Regions from separate parts of the Mus musculus genome. Here all the other regions are linked to region 1. The links are chromatin loops, found by intact Hi-C in ENCODE. Cell type or tissue: heart. All regions are shown on one strand. Links, peaks and the distances in the headings refer to the core of each region. The heading gives the core; the rest is flanking DNA.

Region 1 (5,843 bases), core at 356-5,355:
ATGTCACATAGACTTGCAAAAATACAGGAGTTGCGGGCTTTACAAAGGCTCAGCACAAAGTTCCAGAAAGCCTCTAAGGTTGCAGGGCTGGACTCCCCAGGTCTACTGAAAAGTTGTTCTGTGAAGTTGTCGAGGTGAAACCTAACCTTCAGTAGAGATTCCGGGGTGTGGAAGATGTACGGACTCCGCGTTATCCACCAACAAGAGCTCCAGACACAGAGTGGAACCTGCCCAGAGAGAGAGGCTCCATGCAATGCAAAACGCAGAGGCTGAGGGACGGGAGGGCCCCAAGTTGTTGGAGCCCAGATGTGTCCATTGTGAGCCCCAGATGTCAGATACTGAGCTTCAGGATTTGGTGTTTGCTCTTTTTGCCCTAGACCTTCTCCAGGAACTCGGAGGAGATGTAATTAGCCACAGAGCTGAGGGTAAACAAAAGCAGAAACATATACAACAGCTAAGCTAGCACTGGAGACAGAGCAGGAAGCAAACAAGAAGCCCAGCAGCGTTCTGGGTGGTTGAGTCAATGTGGCAGGTATAAAGGATGCCCCGGGAAGGAGTCCCAGACATCCCCAACCTTCTCCAGACTGTCAACCTCCACCATGTGTCACACCAGCTGCTCCTCAGGCTGCCAGCCATCCTGCTGTGTGTCCAGCCCCTGCCAGCCATCCTGCTGTGTGTCCAGCCCCTGCCAGCCATCCTGCTGTGTGTCTAGCCCCTGCCAGTCAGCATGCTGCAGGCCTGCTATATGCATTCCTGTTAGATACCAGGTAGCCTGCTGTGTGCCTGTGAGCTGCAGGCCCACTGTGTGCATGGCCCCCTCCTGCCAGTCCTCTGTGTGTGTGCCTGTGAGCTGCCGGCCAGTCTGTGTGACCTCCTCCTGCCAGTCATCTGGAGGCTGCCAGCCCTCCTGCCCTACCCTGGTCTGCAGGCCTGTTACCTGCAGTAACCCCTCCTGCTGCTGACCAGTGTCTCCAAACCACCTGCCTCCATTGAAGATGGATACTTTGTCCTATCCAATCCTATTCTTGACCATGGATTCAGCAAGAGGCAGATGCAAAACATGCCCACTGCACCCTGGAACTGGGGAGAGAATACAAAAGAATGAACCAGATCCCGTACCCTGGCCTTCTTTGAAGGATGTGCTGGATGCCGGGTTCTTCTCTAAATAACCCATGTGCCAAATAAAGCAGCTTTTGAAGTCAGCCTCCCGTGTCTGTCCTGCTTCCCGACTCTCTTGGTGAGCAGAAGGGACTCAGGACCAGTGCTTTCTGTGATCCAGCCTCACATGGCTGAGGAGATGGAGCAGGGTGGGGGACATGGTCTGGTGAAGTAGGCAGGTCCCTGCTGTAGCCCTGGAGAATGTGGCCCCTGCCAGAGACTCACTGTCTCTCGTGGTGCCATCCTCCTGTCTCAGTCTGCCTGCAGTAGTGGGTACTCAGTTCGTCTCTGGTCTCTCAGTTTTCTCTCTGGTGCCATCTTGTCATGCTGAGTCCTGGTGCCTTTTTCCCACAGGGCACTTCCCAAGTGTTTGAATCTTAGTTACACAACGTGATTGGCCCTGTCACACTTTCCCTTCAGAGGTTCACACATGCCCATCTTTAATTGACAGGTGATCAACTATGACGTAGCAAACACACATCATTTGCAACTTAGAAGCCAGAGAGCATAGTTACATTCTGCTGACTTCCTGGGGCAGTGGCTGCTGCCGTCACGTGACCATTGCTCGTCTGCCAATGAGGAGAGTTGTGTCTGTGCTCCGTGTGCCTCAGACGTGTACTTTGGAGGTCAAGTCTTCCTCAATGGCATCTAAGCTGGGGGTTATTTCCTCTGTGCAGCGTTGGTGACAGTCACCCATTTCCCATATGCACCCTTAATTGTGTTCTCATAGAGAGTGTGGTGGGAAGTTCTCGGGCAGGCTCCCAGGGATGTGCATGCGTTTGGCTGGCAGGGTCTGCTGTGCCTGTGGCTCTGTCCTGCCCCTTCCCTCCCACAGTTCTCACGGCTGCCTGCCCTGAATTATGGTGCTGTTTCTATTATGTTGCAGACTGGTGATGAGAAGCAAGCAGGAAAAAAAAATGATCTAAGAATCAGTAGCCAAGATGGTCTGTAACCAGTGTGTCATTTAAATTGGGGCTTTATACAACTGAGCCAGAACTGGGGCAGATATTAGGGGCTCACTGTCCTGAAGGTGCACACACAGTTACACATACTATCTCTCCAATGCACATACCTATCCCTTCAACAAACACATGTGGTTACATAGAAACTGGATGCCCACAGCCTCATGCACACAAACATGTGCATAGGGGCAGCTATACTTATGCCCACTCCCAACCTCTCGCTTACATACATGCACTTCTATAACACATGTGTGTACTCACAAATTGTCCTCATACTTGAGAACAGTGTCCCTGAGTCTTCATACCGTATACACTCACACATATTGGTATCAGTAGTGAGGGTTTTGGTTTCTCCTCTTTCTTCTTCTTCTTCTCCTCCTCCCCCACCCCCTTCTTTTTCTAGATTTATTTATTTGTTATTTATTTGAGTACACTGTAGTTGTTATCAGACACGCCAGAAGAGGGCATCAGATCCCATGCAGATGGCTGTGAGCCACCATGTGGTTGCTGGGAATTGAACTCATGCCTTCTGGAAGAGCAAGCAGTGCTCTTAACTGCTGAGCCATCTCTCCAGCGAGTTTTGGTTTCTTTAAAAACACAGTTTTATATGAATACGTTTGTGTTTTGATCCCAGGTGTGGGATATGCAGGTGCTGTACTTTGTCCACAGCTGTTAACTATGATTGTCTCATGCTCTTGGGGGTGGGGAGCATGATTTTTGCCAGCTGCTGGTAATCCACAGCTGTTAACTATGATAGTTTCGTGCTCTGGTGAAGGTGGGTTGCATGATTTTTGCCAGCTGCAGATAGTTTAATCCTGGGCACTCTGCAGTGGGCATTAGCTGCTGTTTCCCCACTGCTCTTCTGTTTGCTATTGCTGGATTGCTGGATATTCTGATGATTAGGCCCGCCGTAAGGAACCAGGCAACCCTAACCAGCAGGAAGTAGTCTATAGAGGTCTATGCCCCCTTTCCTCTCGAACCTTCTTTCTCTCCTACCAAGTGTTGGGGGGCTGGAAGGGATTAGGGTGAAATAAGGCCCAGAAGGGAGGTAGAGGTATAAGAACCCAATAAAATAATAAACACACCAACAGGCATCTGCTCTCCCCACCCCACCCCCCAGCAGGTGAACCTGATTCAGACATGAGAGGTTCAGGGCCCCTGAGACCTGCCTCTGCCCAGCTCAGTGTACAGGGTAGAGCCCTCATCCCCTGGCCTTCTTCTTCCCCACCAAGAACCCTCAGGCCTCTTCCATATTGTGCCAAGATAGAAGTACTCCCCAAAGGACAGCTTCAAGGGAACAGAATAAAGCAGAAAGGGAGTGTAGTTTTTCAGAGCAAGGAAAGGAAGACAAAGGAACAGCCGGCATGGCCTGCAAGGGTCTGAGTAGTGACTGTGGAACTTGAGGGCATGATCTGGATGGTGAGGAGCCAGCAGGGGGCGCTATGGCAGATGGACTGCCATAGCAGTTGTACCATGGTGGGGTTGGCTACGAGGCTGTCAAGGCTAGGTGGATGAACACTCCTCTGCCTTCCCCTTCACTTCTAAACACTTCACTGTCCCATTAGGATGGGGTCTAAGAATGTCACTAAGTGACAGACTTATCTTTATTTATGTAGCTTGGGCCGACTAGCTCATATAATCTAATTAACCCACTTGTTCTCATCTATGTTCTGCCATGTGGCTGTTCCTTCCTCCATATCTGGCTTGTGAATCTCCCAGCTCTGATTTTTTTTCTTTCTAAAGATATTCAGACTCTAAAGAGTACAGTGTGGCTGTACAGACGGTTGTGAGCCATCATGTGGTTGCTGGGAGTTGAACTCAGGACCTCTCTGCTCCGGCCCAAAGGTTTATTTATTGTTATATGTAAGTACACATTTTTATTTATTGTTATATGTAAGAACTCAGGACCTCTCTGCTTGTTCCAGCCCAAAGATTTATCTATTGTTATATGTAAGTACAAGTTTTTATTTATTGTTATATGTAAGAACTCAGGACCTCTCTGCTTGTTCCGGCCCAAAGATTTATTTATTGTTATATGTAAGTACACATTTTTATTTATTGTTATATGTAAGTACACTGTAGTCATCTTCAGACACACCAGAAGAGGGTGTCAGATCTCATTACGGATGAGTTGTGAGCCACCATGGGATTTGAACTCAGGACCTTCGGAAGAGCAGTCAGTGCTCTTAACCACTGAGCTATCTCTCCAGCCCCCTAGCTCTGACTCTTTCCTAGTTCCTGTCTCTACCCGGATATTCAGCCTTTCCTCTCCTGCTTTGCTATAGGCTGTTTAGCTCTCTATTAAACCAATCAGAAGGTGATGGAGAGGATGTTTACGAAACACTGAGACCGGCGATAGTTCATACAAATAACAATATCAACGTTCAGCCTGCACTCAGATCTCTGCAGGCTCAGAGATACAGCCTTCATCCAGTGCACAAAACATTTTCTCAACACAAAAAAATGCCCATTACTTAGACTTATTAAGGTCCTGCGTTCTGTCTGGGCTCTGTCACGAGTACTCAGCTCTGTTTTTGGAGCACCAGGCAGTGCAAGCCAACCTGTGGACAAGGAGCTAATGAAAGTTTGTTATAAAACAGATAAATTAGCCTGATGTTAGCATAAAAGATTTGAAGCAAACATTAAAAAAAAAAATCTGTCTTTTACCTGGAGAGTCTAATCTATTTATGTTTATTGTAACTGCTGATGTATTTGAAGTTACTTCAGATTTCCTTTGCTCTGTCTTTCTGCACTCCCTTCCAAAAAACTACATTTGTGTGTGTGTGTGTGTGTGTGTGTGTGTGTGTGTGTATGTATGTATGTATGTATGTGTATGCATGTTTGTATCTGTGCACATGTATTGTGTATGTGCTGGTGGGTATGTATAGCTATGTGTGTGCACAAGTGTGTATGTGTGTATATACACATGCTACATGTGCTTAGGTCAGAGCACAACTTAAAGGAGTTGGGTCTTGTCTACCATGCGAGTCCTAGGGTTTGAACTCAGGTTGTCAGGCTTGGTGGCAAGCTCTTTTCTTCAACAAGCCATCCTGCCTGCCCCCTATACATCCTGCACAATCCTTTCCACCTGAATTTATATTGATGCCATCTTTTTCTAATTTCAATTTCTGCCTTGGGGCAGAATCTCATGAGCTTTCATTCCTCCTGATGAGCTGTAAGATTTCAGCTGGAGCCTTTGTGTGATCTGGGCCAATGATCTCCGTTCTGATAGAGAAGATCAGGTGGCCTCTTCCACTCACCTGCAGTATTTGTCTAGGGCTCTAACTTGACCTATCTGGTGCCAACTTCTGAAGCTGTGTTCTTTTGGCTCTTGAAATCTTCCTCTTGACATCTTCACAGATGTCTGTTGAGTTTCCTTTGGTGTATCTGTCACTGGCAGAGGCCCCTTCTCTTTCCTGAAGGAAATGAGAGTTGCTGAGAGCACAGACTATGTCCTGTGAGCTATACATGATTCCAGAAGTTCTACTTATGCCTGCTCCTGCTGCTGCCCCCTCTGTCCACGTCCTCTTGGTGCAAGTATGCCCCTGACTGCTGTGAGCACCCTCCTCTCCAGAGTGTTCTTAACTTTCACAGAGCCCTTTCTACAGCTCCCTCAGGTGGCTCCATTTCTCTCTTTGTAGCATCCTTGGCCTGAAACCCTTTCTGATGGTGTGTGTCGGCTGACAGTGACGTGCCAGGCTCTATCATGTCATTTTTGAAGGA
Region 2 (5,843 bases), core at 564-5,563, 150 kb after region 1:
GGTTCTAGAGTGGGCCTTGAAATCAAAGTGTGCTCTGGGGACCAGACCAGGCTATGTGTCAGCAATAGATAGCTCGTGTAGCACACACAGGCCTTGGGTTCAAACCTTGGCTCTGAAAAAAAAATCACTCCACCACCAAGTAGAAAGCACACAGACCAGTCACGCAGCCTCAGAACCAGCTCTGGGCACCACGCAGGTGGGAATTTGCTTCTGAGGTTACTAAAGACTTTGATCTTGCAGCTGCCAGTGTTCTGTGGTTTGGGAGGCGTCAGTAAGGTTTGTGGGAGCAGGGCAGAGACATCAGCAGCTACCTGGTTCGCAGGAGTAGGTAATGACCTCATCAGATATGATGTCAGAATAACACTGAGTGAGTCCTGAAGGTCAGGACTGTTGCTCGCAGATACTTGCATGTGCAAGAGTGTGTGTTGCATGAACACATGTCCCCAGCATGACCACCCTTGGGGCCTGGCCATAAGGATGCCTCGCTGCCTTAGTTTCCTGGTCTGTGACATAGGTATGGTCAGAAAGCATCCCTCTCAGGCCACCAGCACTTGGGCGGCCCTTGGATGCTTCTGCTCTGGGCTATGTAAAGACCACAGCATACCCGTGACTTCTGCATTTACCCAGACAGAAACTGGCCCTGACCTTTGCTGGTTGAGAAGGCACCAGATATGGGGGAGACCTCTGTGGTCAGGCAAGAGCACATAGGGGGTCATCGGGAGTTGGTTAGGTAGTGCGCTGTGCACAGGGACCTCAGGAGTGCATCTCCTGGCAACCTTGGGTGCCTACTTGGCCTGAGTGCCCACTGTGAGGGGCCTCTGATTGACTGTCCTCCCTGGCAGCTGAGGCAGCCCTGGCTGTGAATTCTCCTTCCCTCCTCTCCTGGCACTCCTAGACCACAAAAACATCCTCATTCTCTCCATCCCCCCAGCCCCATCAAAGCCAGGCCCAGTCTTTTTTGCCCGGCTACTAATCCATTGATGGCAGCCTTTGTATCCTACCCACCCTAATGGGAGCTGTGGGATGCCAGGTGTTCCTGGCAGCAGCTCCTGGAAGTGCCATTATCCTGCCAAGGTACTCTGGTGGCACACACCCAAATGCTTGGACAGCAGGCAGCTCTCTGGGGGGAATTCCTCTAAGAGAGAGGGAAGGCATTCTAGCCCAGAGGGTATCTGACTGTCTGGGCTCCAGCACCAGGAGCAATCTAAGCTACAGCGCCCGATCTAGCCTGTGGCTGCCCTTTCACCTTTGAGTGGGAGGGGCTTGTAGTGGGGGTAGTGAGAACTTGGGGCCTGGAGGGGGTGGTCTGGTAGCTGGCCCTGGGAATCCTTGCAGCCAGTGACTAGTTAGCTGTGAGCCAGCCACCTGGCCAGCTAAGGGTTCCGAGATTGAGTTGACTGGGTCCCTGCAGGTCTCCACCAGTCCCTGTCAGACACTCCCAAGGAACCATGGACAACGTGAATCTTAGATAAATGAAAAGAAATTTTTTATAGGATTATATCCCAACTATTGTGAGGGATAAAGGGAGAATAGAATATCATTTCTCAAGTACTTGATATTGGGGGTTACCCACATTTTCTAAGTCAGCACCCTGGCCCTGGCCCACCTGGCTCAAAGAGAGGACAGGAGCTTGAGCTGCCTCTGAGCCCCACCTACCTGAGCACACAGCAGGCTTTGTGTCTCTCTTAGGGACACAGCAGGCTCTCCAAGAGGTGACTGAAGCCCCTGACCCAGCACCTGCCCAGTGGGGTGAGCCTCACATACCCCATGAGGAAGGACTCCTGACATACATTAGCTTCTGCCCTTTCTGTGCCCCAAAGCTGTCTCTGTCTCCCCATGGGCTCTCCATAGTGGCTTCCTTCACCTCTGCTCCCCACATGCTCCTGGTGTCCCTTTAGTTTTGCTTTCCTGAAACCCTTTCCGGCCTTCCCACCCACTGACTCCCTCTTCTTCCCCTACACTTCGGCCACTCTTCTGCACTGCCAAAGCTCCACCCCCAGCTCTGGGCTTCTGAGTGGCAGGAAAGACACTTAGCTGCTCCCTGGGGCTGGCCTGGCCCCAGCAGGAAGGTGACACCTCTCACACAGGTCCAGGAGAGCCTCCTGCTACCTTGGGGTGGCACAGAACAGCCATGACCAGGACTTCCTGTGCAACCTTCAGGCCCCATTACTGCAGGTGAGCAGACAGCAAGCAGTTCAGAGCTGAAAAGGAAGCCTTGGTGATCCTGAGGGAGATGCATACTGCATGGGTGTGTATATACATTCACACAGGCACCTGCCTATACACATGTTCAGACACACACTTTCAGGTGTGCGCATACATTTGTGTCTGTGCACACAGACATTGTGTATGTGTCATACACGTGTGTGGACATATTCCTGTGTATGTGCACACACAGATTCCTGTGCATATACATACATGTACACATGTGCTGTGAGCATGAGAGTGCACCTGTGTGTTTGTGAGTGTGTATGCCTGCAGGGATGTAACATGTATGTCATCGGCAGGGACTATTTTCTCAGCACTTAACTTACAAGAAACAATATGGTGGCATTCAGGGCACTACCTGTGTTCTGCCCTGCTTGGGTGGGGGTCTGGCAGTCTGAAGGTGCTGCGGGTTAACTGGAGTAGTCCTGGGACTGGTCCCAACAGTTGGACACAGCCCTGTGAGAAGGTAGGCTGATCCAGAAAGTCTCCGCCCTGCCCCAGGCTTTGTGACCCAGGGCTCCTGGACCTCTTGTCCTCCAGAGTCTCATCCCTCAGGTGAATCTTATGCCTCGCAGGCGTCTCAAGCTCATTCTGGATCAGTCTCCCAGCTGCCTCCTCTTTGGATTCCCAGCTGGTTCTTGCCCCACTACCTGGGCAGCTGAGCTCAGCGGGTATTGGCGCCCTCTGTTGTCTGTGGAGAGAATGCTGTTACGTTCTGCTGGCCTGCCAGACTGTGAACATCCAAGGAATAAGGCCTCTTGGGTAGTGTGCAGACAAGGAGTTAACTGACCTATACTGAGGGCAGGTTTAATAATAATAATAATAATAATAATAACAATAATAATAATAATAACCTCCAGAGGAAGGCTGTGAAGATGATTCAGTAGGTAAAGTGCTTATCTACCAATTGGTCCCTAGAACCCTGGTTAAAAAGTTAGGAGTAAGCAGGCCAGCGGTGGCGCGTGCCTTTCATCCCAGCACTGGGAGGCAGAGGCAGAGGGATCTCTGAGTTTGAGGACATCCTGGTCTGCAGAGTGAGTTCCAGGACAGCCAGGGCTACATAGAGAAACCCTGTCTTGAAAACAATAACAACAACAGTTAGGCATGTAGTAAGTAAACAAATGCTTGTAATCTTAAATTCTAGAGAGACAGAGAAGAGCGATCTCTGGGGCTGACCGATAGCTTAATTGATGAACCCCAAGTCCTACAGAGAGATCCTCTCTCAGAAAATAACAAAGCAAATGGTTACTGGGTGATACTACTTGAGGTCGACCTCTGACCTCCACACACACGTGCACACATATGTATGTATACCTGCACATATGAACACACACATGGAAATCCCAGAGCCATTTCCTACACTGGCTGTGCAAGATGCCCTTCAAGCAGGAGACTTCTCTGCTCAGTTGAAGCAAGGGCATGTGACTGACTTGTCTGGAGCACAATCTACAGCATGGCTCACTCTGTACCCAGCTAGGACAACCTGGATCAGCCCCAGGATAGCCTGCCTTGCTCAGAGAAGCAGCTGCTGGCTGTGTGGCTTGAACATTCCTGTCCTGGGTTCAGGTCCCCATTGTTCACTGAGAATCCCAACAGATGCTGGCCCAAGGTGTTATCCTGAGACATAGGGGAATCACCTAATGAACATTCCAGCAGGAATCAACTGTACCCAAATGCAGGGTTCACCCCTGTCCCCATAGGACTTGTGTCACTGGCTAGTAGACATGATGATTCCTTATAGCAGTTGCATGTGCTGTTTTCACCCTCAGAGGAGAGTTGAGCTTCTAACAATTAGCTGTTGGTCCCATTGGCCTCTGGAAGTTAGGTTCTAGCTTTTGCTTTGCTGTGTCTATATTCTGCTTTTAGTTCCAAGCCTGAGTTCTGTGCCCTCCACCTTCCTCGCTCCTGGGCAGCCTTTCTGTTGAGGCCCTGAGACCATACGGTGGCAGCCTCGGCTCTCAGATGGACAGTAGTTCCTGATCTAGCTCTTCCTCTTGCCACAGGCTCCACCCCTCACCTCCACAAGGCAGCTTCTTCTCTTTGTGTAGCTCAGGGCAGAAGATATAGACTTGAGCAGGAGCTAAGACTGCAGAGCCCCTGGCTGTGGCTTGGGGTTCCTGACCACTGGTAGAGCACTATCCTCAACCTTAGACCCCCATACAGGCTAGCATGTTCCTCCCTATGTCCTGGCCTCCTGTCCCTCTGTCTTCTTAGGTAGTCACATACTTACTAGGGCTTTCCTAGTGACATTCCCTCTTGCTCAGGGCCTCCTCCTGGACCAGGATTGTGAATGTCTCCAGCCCACTCCTTCCACCACCTCACACCTCATGGGACTGAGTGACCTTTGGAGCAAACAGGCAGAGGAACTCTGTTTTGGAGTCTTGGTAAAAGGATGGCAGCCAGGTGGCTTCGGTGGAAGAGCTGGCTCTAGGTCACCGGGCATAGTGGTGATGATATTAGTGGCTTGGGATGGGAGCCATCCTCACCGGGCCTCCTCCACCGCTTTTCATTTGCTCCAGACATTCGGCGCCGCAGACTGGGAGGTCTTCCACATTGGCGAGAGGATCTTCCTTGCAGTGGCAAACAGTCACAGCTACGATGTGCAGATGCAGGCACAAAATGACTCCTATGTCCTCAGCTCTGTTATCTACGAGCTGAACATCACCGCTCAGACCTTTGTCAAGTTCCAGGACATCCCCACCTGCAGGTACCAACCAGGTGGTTGCAAGGGCAGAGTGAGTTGATGGGTGGGTGACACAGGAAAGGCCTGCCGGGGTCATCCCCAACTTCCTCCCAGGACACTTATCCAGAGCAGGTAGACATGATAATGAGGACCATCGCTGTGGCTGGCCCTGTATCTGTGGCTGCTTTCTTCTTTCAAGAAAAGCCTAGGGGCTGGAGAGATGGCTCAGGAGTTAAGAGGACTGACTGCTCTTCCGAAGGTCCTGAGTTCAAATCCCAGCAACCAAATGGTGGCTCACAACCATCCATAATAAGACCTGACACCCTCTTCTGGTGTGTCTGAAGACAGCTACAGTGTACTTACATATAATAAATAAATAAATAAATAAATCTTTTTTTTAAAAGAGAGAAAAGTCTAGCGATGTGAGTTCCCCAAGAGAAGGCCCAGCACCTCCACAAGGAGAAATGGTTTGTCTGTCATGACACACGCATGAGCATCAGGGAGGTCCAGGACCTCAGACAGGTGTCCCCTCCCACCATGCGCTGCTAGATCCTGACCCACCTGCTCTGCAGGGCCACCACCTCAGCACTGAGAAGGCAGAGTTGTCCCCGCCCTCGTGGCGTTCCTCTGGGAGGACTCTCACTACCTCTAAGAAAACCTCAGCTGCAGCTACACTGTCCCGACAGTGACAGCCGAGTCACAGGGTTGAGCTTCAGGCTAGACCCAGTGTGGTTACCAATCTAGAATGCAGCAGGAACTGGGCTCTTTATTCCTTAAGAGCTATTAGAGATATTCGCCACCCCTCCTGAGTGCCAGGTACTCCTCAGCCTGAGAGAGAAAATACTGAGGGAATTTAGACTCTTCCAAGAAAAGACTCTAAGGCCAACAGTCAAGTAAATGTAAGGTTGATAGCTGTCGCATCACAGGTCACACAGGTACTGTGTGTTCATGG
Region 3 (5,843 bases), core at 353-5,352, 99 kb before region 1:
GATTTGAACTCTGGACCTTCGGAAGAGCAGTCGGGTGCTCTTACCCACTGAGCCATCTCACCAGCCCTCTTTCTTGTTTTTACCAGTCAAGGCTTCTAGAAATGGAATCACCAAATTCGAGAACAGTTTATAGTTTGTTTGTGAGATGGCTATTTAAGCTACCTTTAAGAAAAATAGTTTTTAAAAAAATCACCACTTAAAGGGAATGGTTTTTGAAAGCTTCGGATATGTTTAGTAATTGTTTCTCTTCTGGAACTTGTGTTTATCACTGAATGTGGAAGTGTGTGGTTTTATGATTGTTAACCAGTGCACATTGTCCTGAAGACTGCCTGCTGTTGATTGCAGTTCCTCCCTGACCAGCAGGGGTCACTGCTGGATAGCAAAGTGACTGGGATGGCACAGGCTGTGTTGAGCCTGGGTCTCCATTGCTGGTCTCTAGATGCAGGCTTGAAGGAAGAGTATTCAGGGACAGTCTAAAGGGGACTCCCACAGAGCATACAGCTTGGCTGCATTTTGCCCTCGGTGCCCCTTGTTCACAGCACCAGGCCTCTTCCCCACCCCTACATTTCAGCAGGTCAGAATCTATCTGCCTCCTTTGTTGAGTGTTAGATTCTGACGACTGAGAATGTACAGGCTCTGCAGACTGCTCTGTTGTTGTTTTGTTTTTTGTTTTTTGTTTTTTTTCGAGACAGGGTTTCTCTGTATAGCCCTGGCTGTCCTGGAACTCACTTTGTAGACCAGGCTGTCCTTGAACTCAGAAATCCGCCTGCCTCTACCTCCCGAGTGCTGGGATTAAAGGCGTGCGCCACCATGCCTGGCCCGACTGCTCTGTTCTTTATCCAGTCTGTTCCTGTGAGGAGCTCCAGAGGGACACTGTAGAGCTAGCTGTGTTGCCAGTGTGTGCCCGTAGCCTTCATGGTACCTGATGTCCGCCTCCTTGCCTCTTTGAAGTGTACACACATCTATCTGTACCAGGGCTCTTACCCTTCTGTCTGTCTGGCTCTTTTCAAAAATCTTTTTTTTTAAAGGTTTTTTTATTATTTGTAAGTACACTATAGCTGTCTTCAGACACTTTTTCTTCTGGCTCAGGCCCTGCTCGCTCACTGTAGCTGTCTTCAGATACCCCAGAAGAGGGCATCAGATCTCATTACAGATGGCTGTGAGCCACCATATGGTTGCTGGGATTTGAACTCAGGACCTCTGGAAGAGTAGCCGGTGCTCTTAACCGCTGAGTCATCTCTCCAGCCCTCTTCAAAAATCTTAATTGCCACATCTCTCCAGCCCCTGGTTCACTTTCTCCCACCAATATTCTTATTTATGTTAATTATTGTGTGTGCTGGGGGTGTGGAAGTGCTCACACCATGGCACTCATGTGGGAACTGTGTTCTCTCTTCCATTGTGTGCGCATGCACTGGGCATCAGACTCAGGCCATCCCCTGCTGGACCTCTCCGTAGTCACGCCCTCTGTTGTGTGTCTTTCAACTTACTCTTCTTTCCTTTTTTTTGGGTTAATGGCCAAAAGCCCCTTAGATGGTCTGGCGTTGTTTTCCTTTGCAGGTTTCCCCACAGTATAGCTGTCCCAGCCCTTTGGTAATGGATTGAGTGAGTGCACACACACAGTTGAGAGTCGGCATGGACTTAGAGGTTCATGCTGTGGGACTTCTGGCCCCTTCCAGGGCCTGCTGTAGTTCCCTGTGCTGAATGCATCCACAACAGGATGTGCTGTCGATGTTGGACGTTCCTTCCCACCCCCACCCCTTTTTGTCTTTTCACTTTGCCCTCTCCACAGCTTACTAGGTATAATCTACTGCAAGGGGCAGCAAGGTGGGCAGTGGCAAGTACTCCCTGCCCTGATTTTTCTGTGAAATCAAAGGTAACCTCATTCATCTAGTATGTTCCTGTTAGAGCATGCATGTCTCTCTGTGGCCGCGTGTTCTCTCTTGAGAGTTTGCACTGTGCAAGACTCATGCTCTAAGTGCTCGTGTGTGGAAACTAGTTCAGGGATGGATGGATGGATGCTGACCTCAGCAACTTTGACCAGCTCACCATTTCCTATTGGCTTTCAGTTTCTTTGAATGATCTGTTTCCAATCTCTGTATCTGGTCCTTTTGCCTTAATCTTACTTGGCAGAGATTTATTAATGTTTTGGTTTTTCAGAGACCATCATTTGGCTCTGTAGGTCTTTTGTGTCCTTGGCAGATTGCATTCTGCCCTGGTTTCCTTACTGTGTTCTGACTTGTCCTAACGTGGCTGTTCCTTCTCCTTCCATTTGCCATTTTTCCAAATGTGTCCACAGGCTGTGTTCATTTGTTGGTCATTACCACACAGTGTTGGATATGAGTGACTTTATGAAACAGAACTGTTCATTTGGGCACAGTGGTGCGCACACAGACATTTCTCATTTGGGAGGCAGAGGCCAGAGGTAGCTGCAAGTTTGAGGCCAGCCTGGGGCATAATGAGTTTCGGCCAGGCCAGGCTTTATATAGTGATACTCAGTTGCTGTTTATTTGTTTTTGTTTTGTTTTTTTTTTTTTAATCTCACATTTTTGGATTTCAAAGTACAAGAGCAGGGTCAGTGGGAGAGCAGCGGGTGGCCCACATTGTGGTTTGAGTGCAGGGTCGCACATGAGGGTGTGATCACACCTGGAGCAGGAAACCAGAGAGTAGTTACCACCAATTGTGGTGTCACACACCCAGTGTCACACACTTTGTCATGCCCCCACCTCTCACAAAGGTTGTGTTTTTCCCCACCCCCACTCCTGCTACCCTGCTTTTGAACCTTGACTCTTAGGGACACACCCCAGACCAGAACCTGACATAGGTAAAAGTCATGCTGCCAAGAGTTGACATGCCACCTGGTGGCAGAGCTAGACACTGGTCTTCAGCAGGTGACCTTAAGTGGCTGTGATGCTGTAGTGGGCTCATCTGCCATTGTCTGAGCTTGTGCTGGGTGGTGGCACAATCAATCGCTGACCTAGAGAGTGGATCTGATTATGTCAGTCTCCCTGCAGCCTGAGCTTGGCCTCTCATCCTTCTGCCCTGTCACATTCAGAGAGGTTTGTGCCAATTCTTAAAATGTTAGGAAATGCCATTTAATTAAAGAATACCCCACTTTAGATCTCTGAGCCTTTGTCAGAGATGCTGGCAGGAGCACTCTGAGAGGCAGTCTGCCGCCTTTATTTCCACTTCTTACTGGTGTAAAGGGCTGCTCAGAGCCATATTGGTTTCAGGCCTGGGCACTTATCTGGGGACCAAGAGGCACCCTTTTGGAAGAAGTGTCCCCTGTAATCTGTAGTTTATATGATTCATGGAAGGAAGTGCTTTGCTAAGTGACAATGTAGCACACATTCTGTTTGGTAATGGCTATGTTCTTTCCCTTTATAGAATTAACCCTGAATCCTCCAGAAGGAATCGTGGCAGGTAAGGGGCTTGGGTAATTTCATTATGGTGTCCTTCCAGTTGCCAAAGCTGTCTTCTAATTAGGATGTGTTTTTTTCTTCCCTGCAGGCCCCATGAATGAAGAGAATTTTTTTGAATGGGAGGCATTGATCATGTGAGTTACTTTTGTGAATTACGGTGTGTCCGTTCCCCCCCCACCCCCCCGCCATGCTTTACTAGAAACTAGACATAAGAATCTCTAAATGTTGAACTCTGAACTTGAGTGGGCTCAAGTGGGCCTTGTAGCTTTCAGCTGTTCCTGGGCAGAAGCCAGGCGAACATGGATTCAAAGGAGATGATAGCAGTTCCTTAGAACCAATAGCCAATTTAGTTGTGAATATTAGCTTTACATAGCTTCAAAATGATATTTAAAATTTTTTTTTATTTAGTTTTTTTTTTTTCTCAAGACAGGGTTTCTCTGTGTAGCCCTGGCTGTCCTGGAACTCACTCTATAGACCAGGCTGGCCTTGAACCTGCTTCTGCCTCCCAAGTGCTGGGATTTAAGGTGTGCACCAGCAGCACCCATCCCAGATGGTGATGTAGTCTGTGGGGCCTTACTTGCCCCTTGGTTTCACATCATGGACAACACAGCAGGTGTCTCTGTGTCCCCAGCTGTGGGGTCTCTCCCCACCAGAGTGGCTGCCAGTGTGCTTTGATCCAGTGCAGTCACGACACTGTCTCCCTGGAGAGTGGCACGTCCCAGGGGATTCTGTCCCCATGACAGTCTCCCTTCAGGCTTAAGTCTGGGTGTCTAGAAGGTCTGATTAGCTGGAAGTTGGGGTTCCTATGACTCCATCATTGAAGCAGCTCCCTGAAACACTTGACTCACACCTGCAGTTTCTTCTGGAGTGCTTTTGGTTTGTTTTTTGAAGTATCTGTGTGAGTATGTGTGTTTTGCCTACATGCGTGTCCATGTACCATATGTGTGCCTGGTGCCTGTGAAGGTTAAAGAGGGTGTCAGGGTCTCTGGAATTGGAGTTAGAAACAGTTGTGAGCTGCCTGATGTGGGTGCTTGGAATTGAACCTGGGTCTTCTATAAGAGCAGCAGGTGGGCTGGTGAGATGGCTCAGTGGGTTAGAGCACCCGACTGCTCTTCCGAAGGTCCAGAGTTCAAATCCCAGCAACCACATGGTGGCTCACAACCATCCGTAACAAGATCTGACCCCCTCTTCTGAGTGTCTGAAGACAGCTACAATGTACTTACATATAATAAATAAATAAATAAATAAATAATTTAAAAAAAAAAAAAAAAAAAAGAGCAGCAGGTGCTCTTGACTGCTGAGCCATCTCTCTGGCCCTTCTAAAGGGCTTTCGAATAGTACAGATATGCAGTGAAGAGATCCTGGGCAAGGCCTGTGTACTTTGTAGCACATGGTGGATTCTTGTTCATCTTCCTGTGAGCTGCCATGTGCTGCTGTCCAGAGGCTTCAACCCCACCCTCTAGTACCACTCTCTTCTTTCTCTGATGCCTGTTCACAGTATGTGTGACTGACAGCCTGCATGGGAGCTCAGCTGGCCTGTCTGCTTAACCTTCTTGGCCTCCCCTTGTACATTATTTTATCAAGGTCGTGAGCCCAGACCCTTCAGGATGGAGGATGGTCTTAGCACCTATCACGGAGAAAGTTAAGTCAGAGAATTTCTTTATGACCCAATTTGACTGGTCTGTCTAAATGCTGAAGGCCCAACCCAGAAGAACAGCTTAGAAACCAGGAAGCTAGACAGAGAAACATATGTGTATGTTTATATGTGTGTGTGTGTGTGTGTGTGTGTGTCTCATAATATGTCCTTGCCATGGTGGATGAGCCTTAGATAGTGTGTGTGGCTTTCCTAGTAGGAAAAGGGCCCTCAAAGCGGCAGGTGAGCCCTCGGACCTACAGGAGCAGCAGCATTACACCTGAAGAGCCAAGGCTTTTGTTTCTTCTTCTCCCCTCCCCTCCTCTGCTTCTTATTTCCTGTTTGCTTTCTCTTGCATGCAGGTCCTGCATTGCTCTTGGTCCTGAGTGAGCTTATGGCTCCTAGCCCCAATGTAGATGCTGTGATATTTAACTTCTTAGAGTCACTTTGCTTGGAAATAGAAACCTGGGTTTAGGATGTTCGCTGATCAGACTCGGCCTGCTAAACTTTCTTCTTTCTACCTTAGATGCACAAGAAAATGAAGTTAGGTTAGTCTGAGGAAAGTGCATTCTATAATCAGTTTCTTGTTAGTGAATGCAAGTTTCAATTGGCTGTAGTGTTTCAGGTTGGATTTTATTGGTCTGGAGGACAGGGTAGGGAAGAAGGTTTGACTACAGGACTGTGAGCTCTGAGCAAGGAGGGTTTGTTTATGTCTGTGCTAGAGCACATTGTGGCCGTCCTGCCCCGACCCCTGCATACCCAGAATGGTGTGCGTGCTGTCAGAGCACTGC
Region 4 (5,843 bases), core at 431-5,430, 87 kb after region 1:
GGCCACACCAGCAGCAGAGCTAGGCCTAAGCTTGTAGACTGTCTGTGAGGTGCACATGGGGCATCAGCATTGGTCATGGGCATTCCCTGGCACGATGACATCACAGCCCCTGAAAACGTGGTGCCAAGGTGACCCTGATTAGGCTTGTTTTCAGGAGGAGTCAAAACCAAAAGGCAGAGCCTTATTATTACATTCTCCCACCCAGTTGGGGACATGTGACTCAGGGTTCCCTGTTCAGTGCATATCCATGGATGGCCACAGAAAGATCACAAGTAGATTTGGGGATGCAGATCAATGTTAGAAAGTAAAAATCAGAATCCACAAATGGTGAGGACTGACTTTTTGCCTGTCATCCATCCAACCACCTGCTCATCCACACATCTATCTGCTCATCCATCTCTCCATTCATCCATCCCTCCATCCAGCCACATGTCTATCCATCTACCTATCTATCCATCTATCCATTCGCCTATGTATTCCCACTTCCATCCATCTATCCATCTATTCCATCCATCCATCCATCCATTATCTATCTATCTATCTATCTATCTATCTATCTATCTATCTATCTATCTATCTATCTATCCTCTATGTGCATATAATATGTATGTGTATGCATAAACTTGTCTCTACACGTACAGAGTTCAACAACACAAACTGTTGATCCACCACGTTCTTTAGCTTAATTCAAGAAGTTCCTTTTATGTAACCCTGTAAAGAATTGTCTCTTTTTAACAGCTAATAGAGTTCTAGACGGGTCCATGTGTGTATCCCCTGTTGTTGTGTGACTCAAAATAACACACATTTGCTTCATAGTCTGTGCATTGGGAGACCTGTTATAGCAAACCTGGCTCTGTGGAGCTGTACCAAAGCTGAGCCAAGCCCTGATGGGTCCTTTGAGCAGATCTCTTTCCTGCTCACATAGCTATTGAGACATTTAAGACCGAGTGCCTCAATTTTTCTTCGGCTGTGGAGCCTCGTCTTCCTCAGGCAACCCTATCTATGCACAGCTTGTGAGGTGCAGCTTCTTCTACAACAGGGGGAGCGCTCCCAAGACATCAGCATCCCTGCGGCAGCTGCTGCAGTACTGACCCTTGCTACGGGGCATGGCCCACCACACTATAAAGCTGCACATGATGAGCCCAGGGGCAGGGTCTGCGGCAATCTGTCACAGTCACTAGGCAACATCACTTTTGCTTTTGTATACACTGCATGCTGAGCCTCAGAGGCGTTCTGCACTGAGAACTGATTCTAGAAACAAGACTCAGAGGTCCCCTGTGGTGGGACAACCCATGGCTATCTCTGGTGTTGTCCTTGGGAGTGAAGATGTGGGATATTTAACACACAGCCTCTAAGGTTCCTGTTTGCAAAGACGCATCTTGTCCAGCTCAGGGTGGGGCCACCCAGAGGTGAGGAAGACCAACAGATAATGCATATACTCAACATGTTTACAAGGTGAGAGACAGTTGTCAGCTAAACAAGGAATAGTGTTAATGAGACTGCTGCGTCAGCAAACAAGGAAGGGGACAGCCAGGGAGGAGAATAAAAGCCAAGGGCTCAGCACCTCACATACACACACACTCACACACATTCACTCAACATACACTCACCCTTCTCCTGCCAACCTTGCCATGGCCGCCTCCACTATGTCTGTCTGTTCTGACACTCGAACCAACTCCTCCTGGCAGGTGGATGACTGCCCAGAGAGCTGCTGTGAGCCCTGCTGCTGTGCCCCCAGCTGCTGCCAGTCCAGCTGCTGTGTCCCCAGCTGCTGCCAGTCCAGCTGCTGTGTCCCCAGCTGCTGCCAGCCCAGCTGCTGTGCCCCATCCCCCTGCCTGACCCTCGTCTGCACCCCAGTGAGCTGTGTATCCAGCCCCTGCTGCCAATCTTCCTGCTGCACACCCTCATGCTGCCAGCAGTCTAGCTGCCAGCCAGCTTGCTGCACATGCTCCCCCTGCCAGCAGCCCTGCTGTGTGACCCTTTGCTGCAAGCCTGTCTGCTGCACACCCATCTGCTCTGGACCATGCTGCCAGCAGTCTAGCTGCCAATCCTCATGCTGTCAATCCCCCTGCTGTGTGCCTGTCTGCTGCAAGCCTGTGTGCTGCACACCCATCTGCTCTGGCTCCTCCTCCTGCTGCCAGCCCTCCTGCTGTGCTCCTGTGTGCTGCAAGCCCTGCTCCAGCCTGTCCCTGCTGTGTCGCCCTGTGTGCAGACCTGCCTGCTGTGTGCCCACCTCTTCCTGTTGTGCCTCCTCCTGCCAGCCCAGCTGCTGTGGCCCAACCTCCTCTGTGTCCCTGCTGTGCCGCCCTGCCTGCTGCAGACAGGCCAGCTGTGGACAGAAGTCCAGCTGCTGATTCTATCCCCGGATGCGTGCTGGAGAGTCAGAGATCACAGAAGAATGTACCCACCAAATGTACTCACCATGGCTGACCATGGCAGTGCCCTCCTCTGCCCCTGCCTCTCCAGGTCAAATGATCTCACCTCGTTGTGACCATCCCTCCTTTGAATACACTTGAGCCTTCTGAGCAATAAAGATGCAAACTGAACCTGTGTAGACTCTCATGGTCCTCATTGGTATCTCATAATTCCTCCTTTGCACAGCAATCCGCTGTCCTTTGGAGACCATTTGTGCTCATTCAGGAAACAGCGCCCCCTGTCATCGCGCTTGGTAACTGCACCTCCTCTATATAATGCCAATCAAACCTGAGCAGGCCCTTATGTGCTCCCTGCTTCCCACAGAAGCTCAGGTGACACTTCTTCAGGTGCCTGCCAAGTGCTGCCTCAGCTCCCCTGTGGTCTGCCACTGTCCCATGTTTAGCAGTGTGAGAGTGTGTGCTAGCACCTGGAATCAGGTCTGGCCATGTGTCTGTGAGCAGACCTCTCCCTGCCCTTGGGTCTAAATGCAGAGACCTTCAATGTGTGGGAGGATTTGGGCTGTAATTGAAGGGCAAACACACTGGCTGGACACACAGGCCAGGCACACTGGGAAGTCTGTGATGTCTTTACCATCCTAGAATCTTGTTTTGGATGAGACCATGTTGGCATCCCGGGATGGTCCTGACTCTACTTCAGCAACCATCAGGTGAACTCAGCTTGCAGAGGGTGAAGGCAGGGAGTGATGCTCCTATTTCAAGTTCTTGTTCTAGGATAGGCAGGTGTCTTGGCAGCAGCTGTTCATGTGCCTGGTACTAGTCACAAGCTCAGGGTGTGGCTCACAGTGCCTGGAACCAGGATTAAAACAGCTCCTGATTCCGGTCTATGGGAAACGCTTTGGCCTGCCCTGACTGTGGGGAAAGGATACCACCCCAGTCGGGGTGCTAATACAACTGTTGAAGTCCACATAAGCAGGAAGAGGTCGGTGTAGACACAAGCAACCCTGCCCCATCCTGACATGTCACATCATGGTGTAGCCATTGGGGGGCGGCCTGAGGCCTGAGAGTATGAAAAGTTTCACACTGAGTGAAACTTTCTCTTTAGTTCTTTATTCAACGGAGGCTACTGTCTAGTTTCCTGGACATTCAGCAGCAGCACAGGGGACAGTGCCTGGTATGGGCTGAGGTCCCTAGAGGCCTGTGCTCTGCCTGTACCCTGGGAGATGGCAGAGTCTGTAGAGATGGCTTGGTTAGAGATGTGTAACCATTCAAGGTCTTTGACATAGTGTCATGGTTTGAATATGTTTGGCCCAGGAGTGGCACTATTAATAGGTGTGGCCTTGTTGGAGTAGGTGTGTCACTGTGGGCGTGGGCTTTAAGATCCTTACTCTAGCTGCCTGGAAGTCAGTATTTTGCTAGCAGCCTTCAGATGAAGATGTAGAACTCACAGCTCCTCTTGCACCATGCCTGTCTAGATGCTGTCATGTTCCTGCCTTGATGATAACGGGTTGAACCTTGGAACTGTAAGCCAGCCCCAATTAAATGTTGTCCTTATAAGAGTTGCCTTGGTCATGGTGTCTGTTCACAGAAGTAAAACCTTAACTAAGACAGACAATGTGGCTGGATGGCAGTGGTTCCATCTCTTTCCTTCCAAACATGATATTAACGGTCTTCTCCACTTTCTGTTCTTGTCATGACAAGGCTCCTGTCCACAGGCCCAAAGCCACAGGCTAGCCCACCATGGACTGACACCTCCGCAACCATGAACCTAAAGGAACTAGTGATCTCAAATATCATTTATATTGATGGAAAGCCACCTCATTCAATGAGGCCATATCTATCTTCCCTTCTACCCTGCAATGTCCTGAGGTCATATCTCACCTCCCCCCCTCCATTATGACTGTGATGGCTACCAGACATAGGCTGGGGGCAGAGGCACTGGCCTGGGGACTCCCCATTGCTGTACCACTAGATAAGTGATGTCACACTGCCTTGCCCTGACTGAGCCTCACCCAGACTCAGCTCTGACCTGGAGGTCAGTCATCAAGTCAAACACTTACCTGGCTCTTATTTTATTCAATACAACTATCTAACAAATAAGACAATAGACTCATCCCATTTTCTCAGTGAGAGTCACTTGCTGGACAGGGTTCAGCACCTGACCCGTCCAGCAGGTCCAGTTATTCGAGGATCTCGAGGGGACCTCCTCCTAATAACCAAATGGGGGGTAGAGAGAGACGAGGGTCTTGTACGAGTAACGACACGGAAACCGTTCTGAAGTTGTATCAAGACCCCAAAATGTATTAGCCAGGCCCAAGGTTTAAATACACAAGCAAAAGGGGAAGTGCCTTTCAGCAGGAAGGATGGGGCAGTAGAATTGCACAAGGAAACCGGGAAGTACAGATACTTATCAGCGGGAGGGATGGGGCAATACAAGCAAAAGGAGAAGTATTTATCAGTGGGAGGGGGGCAATAGAATTGCACATTCTTAGGCAGTTACACGGGGAAGCAGGAACTTGGTGGTGTCAGGGTGTGGTCAGGAGAGCGGTGATGACCCAGGGCTGGAACATCCCGTGGTTCTCGGAATCCATGTGTCGGTGGCCCGCTTTTGACCCCCTTTTCTTCTCAGGGGGAGAGGCCCAATTCAGAGATCAAGAGTTGTCTTAATAGCTCCCAACAAGCACCAGGACTGGAGACCCAGTCAGGAGACTGCCCCACATGGTAATCCAATGAGCTCCACCAAGGGGCTCTAATCAGGATTTGAATATCCTTTGCAGGCCTGTGTGGACAGAGCTGGTGATGTTTCTCTAGGACCTCAGAGCCCTGAGGCTGGGGCTGGTGCATCTTGTGTCTGCCCTGGATCTGCTGTCAGGCTTCCTTCTGGGGCGATGCTGGCTGCACAGGGCAAGCCTGAGCAGTGGTGGGTCAGGCCAGGTAGTAGCAGGTCAGAGAAGGATTCTGTGGAGTCACAGAGGGAAGTGTGGTTGGGACTGGAAGATATCCTGTCCTCAAGCACAAGCAATGGATTCACTGTAGCCTTGCATACTCTCTCATCCTGGAAGCTAGAAATATGCAGGGCCACTGCGCACACACTACACATACACACTGCACATACGCAGTGCCACCACACAGTTCCCTCACACACTGCATACTGCCCACACACCCTGTACACACCCTGCACACACACACTGCACATACACTGCCCACACACACCGCATATACACACTGCACATATACACTGCACACACACACCACACGCACACTGTACACACTCTGTACACACTGCAATACACTCCGCATATGCACACTGCACATACACACTGCACACACACACCACATGCACACTGTACACATACTGTACACACTGTAATACACTGCACACACTGTACACACTATATACACACATTGCATATACACACTGCACATATACTGCCCATACACACTGCACACATGAATACCACACACACACAC

What was found. Hi-C counts contacts between places; a loop is a spot of excess contacts. Peaks named below come from ENCODE experiments on the same cell type or tissue, not always from the same donor. Only the 100,000 strongest peaks of a DNase experiment are listed, where the experiment ranks them.
Region 2: it touches region 1 in a loop (12-fold over the local background); 9 of 42 quality-filtered maps call a loop at or near these places.
Region 3: it touches region 1 in a loop (2.8-fold over the local background); 2 of 42 quality-filtered maps call a loop at or near these places.
Region 4: it touches region 1 in a loop (6-fold over the local background); 2 of 42 quality-filtered maps call a loop at or near these places.

The regions. Positions count from the first base shown.
Region 1 is chr10:77,725,887-77,731,729 of GRCm38, forward strand. All of the region lies in intron 1 of Tspear (thrombospondin type laminin G domain and EAR repeats), which reads left to right. Gm10100 (predicted gene 10100) reads left to right here and starts at 566. Exons shown (of 1, transcript NM_001205033.2): 1 at 566-962. The coding sequence starts at 600. The coding sequence ends at 962. In heart, for the core only: CTCF peaks have their summits at 2,593 (motif pointing right) and 3,547 (motif pointing right); no DNase peak of the experiment used is centred there.
Region 2 is chr10:77,876,335-77,882,177 of GRCm38, forward strand. Tspear (thrombospondin type laminin G domain and EAR repeats) reads left to right here. Exons shown (of 12, transcript NM_001287074.1): 10 at 4,728-4,915. Among named protein-coding and RNA genes, the nearest start is that of 1700009J07Rik, 14 kb to the right of the region's middle. In heart, for the core only: a CTCF peak has its summit at 2,891 (motif pointing left); no DNase peak of the experiment used is centred there.
Region 3 is chr10:77,627,342-77,633,184 of GRCm38, forward strand. It overlaps Ube2g2 (ubiquitin-conjugating enzyme E2G 2), which reads left to right. Exons shown (of 6, transcript NM_019803.3): 2 at 3,385-3,420; 3 at 3,508-3,553. Among named protein-coding and RNA genes, the nearest start is that of Ube2g2, 7.9 kb to the left of the region's middle. In heart, for the core only: a CTCF peak has its summit at 2,855; a DNase peak (open chromatin) is centred at 370.
Region 4 is chr10:77,813,051-77,818,893 of GRCm38, forward strand. All of the region lies in intron 1 of Tspear (thrombospondin type laminin G domain and EAR repeats), which reads left to right. It overlaps Gm2696 (predicted gene 2696), which reads left to right and starts at 1,572. Exons shown (of 1, transcript NM_001205009.2): 1 at 1,572-2,354. The coding sequence starts at 1,632. The coding sequence ends at 2,354. In heart, for the core only: a CTCF peak has its summit at 2,657; no DNase peak of the experiment used is centred there; H3K27me3 peaks cover 600 bases.